2 separate regions of the Homo sapiens genome follow, and region 2 is linked to region 1. Evidence: chromatin loops called from intact Hi-C (ENCODE). Cell type or tissue: HepG2. All regions are shown on one strand.

Region 1 (4,000 bases):
GGTAGGGTTACAGATTAACAGCATCTCAAGGCAGAAGAATTTTTCTTAGTACAGAACAAAATGGAGTCTCTTATGTCTACTTCTTTCTCCATAGACACAGTAACAGTCTCATCTCTCTTTTCCCCACAAAGAACCTTCTAAGTAAAATTCTCAAAGTACTTAATATATTTAAAAAATCATGTTCAGATTTTAAAGGGCTAGTTCTAATGTACCTTTTTTGTTTTTAACTTTTATTTTAAGTTCAGGGGTACAACTGCAGGTTTGTCACACAAGTAAACTTGTGTCATAGGGGTTTGTTGTACAGATTATCTCATCACCTAGTTCTCAAACCTTTTACTAGTCATTTTTGTTTTAGAGATAATTTCATAAACATCTGACTTCCTGACTTACCCCACTTAGTTCCTGGAGGATGATTAATATCAGTTTTAATATTAGTCTTGAGTATCATACCAAGAGGTTTTGTAGCAGGACGAGCCGCAGACAAAACCTCTTAGATACCGAGTAGTAGAAGGAAGGGCTTTATTCAGCTGGGAGCATCGGCAAGCTACTGCCTTAAAATCTGAGCTCCCCGATGCACAATTTCTGTCCCTTTTAAGGGCTCACAACACTAAAGATTTCACATGAAAGGGTCGTGATTGATTTGAGCAAGCAGGTGGTACATGACAGGGGCTGCATGCACCGGTGGTCAGAGAGAAAGAGAACAGGGCAGGGAGTGTCACAGTGTTCTTCTATACAATGTCTGGAATCTATGAATAACATCAGTTTCTAAGTTGTGAGTTGATTTTTAACTACTGGGTTTAGGCCAGGCAGGCCCAGGACTGGTTTTGGGCCTGGCGCCGGGCTGCCTGTCTTTGGTTTTACTTCCTTGTCATTTTTTCTTAAAACAGGTACTGAGTATAAAACAGTATAAAACAATATGAGAGGGTCTCTCTCTTCCCTCAGTTTGAGTTGATTGTATAGAGAGGTTTTCACCTAGAGTTTGGTGCCCCCAAAACTCCAGGTCAAAGGGCAGTGAAGAGTCATACCAAGTGTGAAGTGAGAGGGCCAGGGATGGAATTCTGTCCTTCCTTCTCCAAGCCTCGTGCTCTCCCTGTCCCTAAATGATTTGACATCCTCTGCAGTTTCATATTGTAACTCACAATTTTTTTTGGAAAGAACTAAGATGTAAGTAATAAATCAGTTCCTGTTTGTTCTAGTAATTTATTACCAACCCTATACTATGGATTTGTAAATACTTATATCTTTTTATCTATCTACTCTCTATAACTGTTTCCTCATCCTAGACTGCAGGTTCTCCTTGGCAGAGATTGTGTCTGAAGCCCATAAGACACAATCCTCTTGGGCACAGGAGTTTTGCCAAGCAGCTTCTCAATAGCTTGTGCTGTGGCTAACCCTGATGATGAAAAGGCAATATGGTGATAGCAAGATTTGAATCTCTGTTCTTTTCTGATGGGATAAACGAAACAGCCAAAGAGACTTCTTTTAGAGCACCATCATTTCTTAGCGTCTTCACCAGGGGTCGGTGAGATGAAGCAGCCACCCTCCAAGGCGGCCTCAGCCATCCTGACACCTCCAATGCGGAGGTGTGGGGTGCAGATACAGCGCTCTGGCCCCAAGGAGGCGCTGTTTCCCCAGGGATCGGCTGGCGGAGGCTTTGCAATGATGAAGTTGGCCTGTGGTGGGAGCCTCCTCCGTCTGTGGCCACCCTTCTTTGATACAAATAGTGTGCGCCTTGCGTAATGTCCTGGGTGACCTGTAATTTCCTCTTCTCACTCAGTAGTATATCTTGGACACCATTCTGTCTCAGCGCTATCGGTGGTTGTTTAGATTGTTTGCGATCTTAGCAAATGTAAACATATTTGTGATGGTCATGACGGTACCCACATTGCCCGGAGCCAGGGCTGTTTATAGAAATCACTCTTCATCTAGCCATAGGAGGCAGTCCTCACCTTCTCAGAAGGAGAACTGACTTACCTGGCTCTGGAAGTGGGCAGCGGGCTAGAGGGCACGTAAAGCTTTGCCTCTTCTTGGCTCTCCCAGCGGCTGGCCTGCCTTCAGGGTTAAGTCTTTTCCTCCTGCGACCTCTGGGGTATAATCTGCTGCAATTGTTAGAGCACTGCTGAAGGTAGGTAAGAGAGTTATTCTCATTTTCCACGTGCATGCATCCTCTGCTCTGCCCTCTGCACGTTTTTGTTTGTTTGTTTTGTTTTTTGTTTTTTTGACGGAGTTTCACTCTTGTCGCTCAGGCTGGAGTGCAATGGCGTGATCTCGGCTCACTGCAACCTTCGCCTCCTGGGTTCAAGTGATTCTCCTGCCTCAGCCTCCCGAGTAGCTGGGATTACAGGCGCCCGCCACCACGCCCAGATATTTTTTGTATTTTTAGTAAAGACAGGGTTTCACCAGGTTGGCCAGGCTGGTCTCGAACTCCTGACCTTGTGATCCACCCGCCTCGGCCTCCCAAAGTGCTGGGATTACAGGCGTGAGCCACCGCGCCCGGCCCTGGATTTTATATTTTTAAATGGTTAAAAAAATCAAAAGAAGAACAGTACTTTCTGACACATGGAAATTATGTGAAATCAAATTTCAGGGTTCAGAAATAAAGTCTTCTTGGGAAACAAACATATTTATATGAAAGGAAATCCAGGATGGAAATGGCTATGTCAGAGGCATCTAAAAAGTTGGTGGGTGGGTAGGAAGAGTTGGACCCAGGCCTATACACACCCAGACAGAATGTCACCTGTGGAACTGGGCCAAACTGTAAACATCCTGAAGAAGCAGGTACATTTAGTTTAACCTATTTATATTGGGCCTGATCACAAATCTCCTGGGGAGAGAGCTGTGCCAACATAAGCTGATCATCAGCTAGAGACATTCTAAGCTGTCAATCAATCACCATTAATCATAGACCATGCTAAGTTGTCCCACTTGTGTAAATTTACAGTAAACCTCTAAAACTCCTGCTCAACCTCACTTGGAGGGAACATGATTTAGCTGCTTGCTAGATTTGTGTCTCCCGCATTGCAATTCCTCTCTTGTTTGCTGCCCTGCAGGGTTTTTTTTTTTTTTTTGGTCGGGGGAGACGGAGTCTCGCTTTGTCCTCAGGCTGGAGTGCAGTGGCATGATCTAGGCTCACTGCAATCTCTGCCTCCTGGGTTCAAGTGATTTCCCTGCCTTAGCCTCTTGAGTAGCTGGGACTACAGGCGTGCACCACCATGCCCAGCTAATTTTTTGTATTTTAGTAGAGACAGGGTTTCACCATGTTGGCCAGGATGGTCTCGATCTCCTGACCTCATGATCCACCAGCCTCAGCCTCCCAAATTGTTGGGATTACAGGCATGAGCCACCATGTCCAGCCCTTATTTCTCATTAGTTGACACTCATTTGTTTGTTACATATTGTCTCTGGCTGCTTTCACCCTAGAGTGGCAGGGTTGAGTAGCTGGAACAGACGATGGTGGCCTACAAAGCCTCACATATTTTCTTCCTGGCCCATTGCAGAAAGTTTGTTGATCCTGAGTTAGGCGATTGACACTTTTCTTTCTTCTACACTTATTAGCCTTTCCAGAAGTATGTGTAATGAGAGGAGGATTCTCTCCTTTGCATGTTGGTCTAGCTAGTTGATTAGCTATTTGATCTAGCTAATGGTGTAGCTAATTAGAGATGGCAGGTAGTTAGCAAACATTTTACTTAGATTATCATTTAGACCTCCATTACTGTAGAGCTGTGTAGAGCAGTGTATTAGTTGGGGTTCTCTAGAGAGACAGAACCAATAGGAGATTATATATAACTATATGTTTGTATAAATATATAGGGGGATTTGTTAGGGGAATTGGCTTATGTGAGGATGGAGGCTGAGAAGTCCCATGGCAGGCCAGCTGCAAGCTGGAGAACCAGGGAAGCCTGAAGCGTGTCTCAGTCCAAGCCCAAAGGCCTGAGAACCAGACAAGTTGATATTGTGAAATGGAAGTCTGAGGCTGAAGGCCTGAGAAACTGGGAGGCAG
Region 2 (4,000 bases), 110 kb after region 1:
GGAGTCAGCGAGTCACCTTCCTGCTTTTTGATTTAAAATTGTTTTAACTTGGTGGGGTGTGTTTACAGTCAATTTTTTTCTAAAAGTTAATTTTCTACTTTCTTTAACTAATATTGTTGTAGTTGTAACAGATTGAATGTATTGAGGCCATCTACAGGTAACTGGGTCTAAAACTTTTGATAGGAAGGCTACAGGCTGCTGGCAGCCACTGTGTTTTTAGGTAAGCACTCCCAAAGTTACTTCATTATTTACATTAACAAAAAGATGGAATGGTTTTTCTAGGGAAGGTAAGGCTAGAGCAGGGGCGGTTATGAGCCTTTCTTTTAGCTCTTTAACCTGATCGACTTTCTCAGACGTCCACAGGAGATGATCAGGTTTTTTTCTGGACAATTTTTTGTTATAGAAGTTTACTGTTTAGTGAGTCAATCCATAGGCCGCAATATCCAACTAACCCTAAAAAATTGCTGAGTTCCTGTTTAGTTTGAGGTGAGGATAAGGACATGATGCCTTTAACTCGTTCAGGCCCTATCCGTTGTTTACCTGTACTTATTAAGTGGCCTAAATATTTAACTTTGGCCTCTACATACTGAAGCTTTCCCTTTGAAACCCATAACCCCTTGAACTCCAGATGGTCAAGAATATGTGTAAAGAAGCCAGAGATTTTCTCTATATTCTCACCAGATATGAAGAATATTATCCACATACTGGAGTAGGCATATTTGCTTTGGGACAACCACTTTTTTCAACACTTGTTCTAAAATTTGACCGAAAATGTTTGGGGAATCTGTAAACCCTTGAGACAAAACTGCCCACTGATACTGTTGTTTTTGTTCTGAATGGGGATCCTCTCACTCGAAAGTAAATATGTCTCGACTGTCTTCAGCCAAGGGGCATGTCCAGAAGGCATCTTTTAAATCTATTATTGTAAACCACTGATGACTATATGGAATTTTGTTGAGAATGGTGTATGGGTTGGGGACAACAGGATGGGTAGTCTGGAATATTTGATTGATGGCCCTAAGATCTTGTACCAGTCGGTATGACCCGTCTGATTTCTTGGCAATATTGGAGTGTTATAAGGGGACATACAGGGTTCAAGAAGCCCAACCTTGATAAGACTTTCAATTATGGGCTTTAACCCTATTCTATCCTCTAGGGTAATGGGGTATTTTTTTTTTACTACTTTCCTGGGGGTCTTTAGTTTGATGTGGATTGGAGGGATTTTGAGTTTCTCTCAGTTTTCTTTCCTTGACCAGACATAGGGGTTAATATATTTTTCATCTGCAGTGGTGAGTAGGTTTAATGAAGTAAGGACTCTTTTAAGGCTAACTTGTAGACCTATACCTAATTTTAGCATTAAGTCTCTTTTTAGTAGATTAGTTTTTGTTTCAGGGATTAAAAAATATTGGATGTTAGTCAATGAATCTTGGTATTTAACTTTTGTACTTTCTAAGATTTTTGTTTTAAATCCTTTTCTTTTTACCCCAGAGACTAAAAGTTCTTCCGAAGAGCAGGCAATGTTGGATGGAGGGAAACAAACAGAGGAGCGAGTCGTCCCTGAATTGACTGAAAAGGTGATAAGCTCATGTTTGGGTCTCACCTCTAAATTTATCAAGGGCTCTTGGTGGGACTTGAGGTAAAAGAAACAGAGTCCCTGACCCCCCTTATTCTTCCTCAAAAGTCATGAGTGGAAGGGTTTTTTCCTCTTTTTTTAGTTTGGGACATTCTCTCTTGAAGTGGCCTGTCCTTTCACGTTTGTAGCACCTATCCTGTCTTTTTTTTCTCTCAGTTTTGGGATTTTGTCACTTTGTCCCCCCATATTTTTTGAGGTTCTGGTAGAAGAGGGCCTGAGTCCTCTAGGTGGAGGCTTGTGTCCTTTAATTGGGGATCTGAACCTTTTATAGTTTTTGGCCCCGTGGAAGCTTTCTTTAGAAGTATGTGGGTTTGGAGCCACCTGTTGGAAAGTGGATGCCATACGTTTTGTCTTTTGTTTTTATTTTTCTTTGTCTCTTCTCACATACACTTTTTGAGCTTTTCTGAGAAGTTCATTTAGAGGTCGGTTCTCCCAATTTTCTAATTTTTGTAACTTTCTGAAATATCTGGGCAACTTTTAGTGACAAAGTGGAGTTTTAACATTCCCTGTCCGAGGGGATCTTTTAAATTTAGGCCTGTATATTGTCTCATTTGATCCTTTAGTCTGTCTAGAAATTTCATAGGCCCTTCATCTTTTTCTTGTTGTATATCAAGTGTTTTAGAGAGGTTTTGGGTTTGGGGTACTGATTCTCTAATTTTCTTTACTATCATTTTTCTTAGGTCTTGTATATTTTCCCTGTGAGCTGTGCTATTATTGTCTTACCGGGCTGAAGGGGGCCAACCCCTCCACACCTGTGGGTATTTCTCGTAGGTGGGATGAGAGACTGAGAAAAGAAATAAGACACGGAGACAAAGTATAGAGAAAGAACAGTGGGCCCAGGGGACCGGCACTCAGCATACGGAGGACCTGCACCAGCACCGTTCTCTGAGTTCCCTCATTATTTATTGATTACCATTTTCACTATCTCAGCAAGAGGAATGTGGTAGGAGAGCAGGGTGATAGTGGGGAGAAGGTCAGCAAGAAAACATATGAGCAAGGAATCTGTGTTACAAGTAAGTTCAAGGGAAGGTACTATGCCTGGATGTGCACGTAGGCCAGATTTATGTTTCTCTCCACCCGAACATCTCAGTGGAGTAAAGAATAATAAAGCAGCATTGCTGCCAACATGTCTCACCTCCCGCCACAGGGCAGTTTTTCCCTTTTTCTCCTATCTCAGAATTGAACAAATGTACAATCGGGTTTTATACTGAGACATTCAGTTCCAGGGGCAGGAGACAGTGGCCTTTCTCTATCTCAACTGCAAAGGCTTTCCTCTTTTACTAATCCTCCTCAGAACAGACCCTTCCCGGGTGTCGGGCTGGGGGACAGTCAGGTCTTTGCCATCCCACGAGGCCATATTTCAGACTATCACATGGGGAGAAACCTTGGATATACCTGGCTTTCCAGGACAGAGGTCCCTGTGGCTTTCCACAGTGCATTGTGCCCCTGGTTTATCAAGACTGGAGAATGGTGATGACTTCTACCAACCATACTGCCTGTAAACATTTTGTTAACAAGGCACATCCTGCACAGCCCTAGATCCCTTAAACCTTGATTCCATACAACACATGTTTTTGTGAGCTCAAGGTTGGGGAAAATTACAGATTAACAGCATCTCAGGGCAAAGCAATTGTTCAGGGTACAGGTCAAAATGGAGTTTCTTATGTCTTCCCTTTCTGCATAGACACAGTAACAGTCTGATCTCTTTCTTTTCCCTACCCCGGGGGTCTTGGGTGGAAAACTTTCGATCTGCATTAGGAATGTTTGACCGGGAGGATATTTACATTTTTAAATTGCCATAGCAGCCCTAGGGATCATGTTTTTTTCCTTCCCTGAAAAGAGGATGTCTAGGATGGACATTAACTCGACCCAAGTGTGTAACCGAGGTCTCAAAAACTGATCAACCTGATCTGTCACTCTGTAAGTGTCATATAACAATGGCTTAAGTTTCTTCTTCAAACTTTAGACCTCCAAACTGGTTAAGGGAGTATTTACAAAGTCAGTAGTTCCATCTCCTTGTGGCACCTCTTTTAAGGGGAAGAGAGTTGGGGCTGACTCCTTAGGTGTGGAGGGAAATGGGAAATTTTGAATATCCTTTTTATATTGTTTTTTCTAATGCTGGAGTCTTTTTAGGGAAGGATACATGGGCTGAGAAGAAATAGGCTACATGGGCTGAGAAGAAATAGGCTCATGGGATGATGATTCCCAGGAATCTGGATTGTAAGGAGGAGGAATAATGTGAGCAAGGGAGGGATCTGGGGCAGGATCTGGGACAGAAGGGCTGTCTGAGGGGAAGGGTTAAGAGCATTCAGCAGGGGAAGATGGTCTAGGGGATCCCATGTGCTGGAGTCTTTAGGCATGAGAACT

Evidence for each region. Peaks named below come from ENCODE experiments on the same cell type or tissue, not always from the same donor. Only the 100,000 strongest peaks of a DNase experiment are listed, where the experiment ranks them.
Region 2: it touches region 1 in a loop (11-fold over the local background); 23 of 110 quality-filtered maps call a loop at or near these places.

What each region holds. Positions count from the first base shown.
Region 1 is chr11:62,322,728-62,326,727 of GRCh38, reverse strand. No RefSeq gene overlaps it. Among named protein-coding and RNA genes, the nearest start is that of ASRGL1, 13 kb to the left of the region's middle. RefSeq lists enhancers at 1-223, 1,044-1,545. In HepG2, a CTCF peak has its summit at 1,630 (motif pointing right); a DNase peak (open chromatin) is centred at 1,677; H3K27me3 peaks cover 285 bases.
Region 2 is chr11:62,215,301-62,219,300 of GRCh38, reverse strand. No RefSeq gene overlaps it. Among named protein-coding and RNA genes, the nearest start is that of SCGB2A1, 8.6 kb to the right of the region's middle. In HepG2, a CTCF peak has its summit at 1,946 (motif pointing left); no DNase peak of the experiment used is centred here; H3K27me3 peaks cover 284 bases.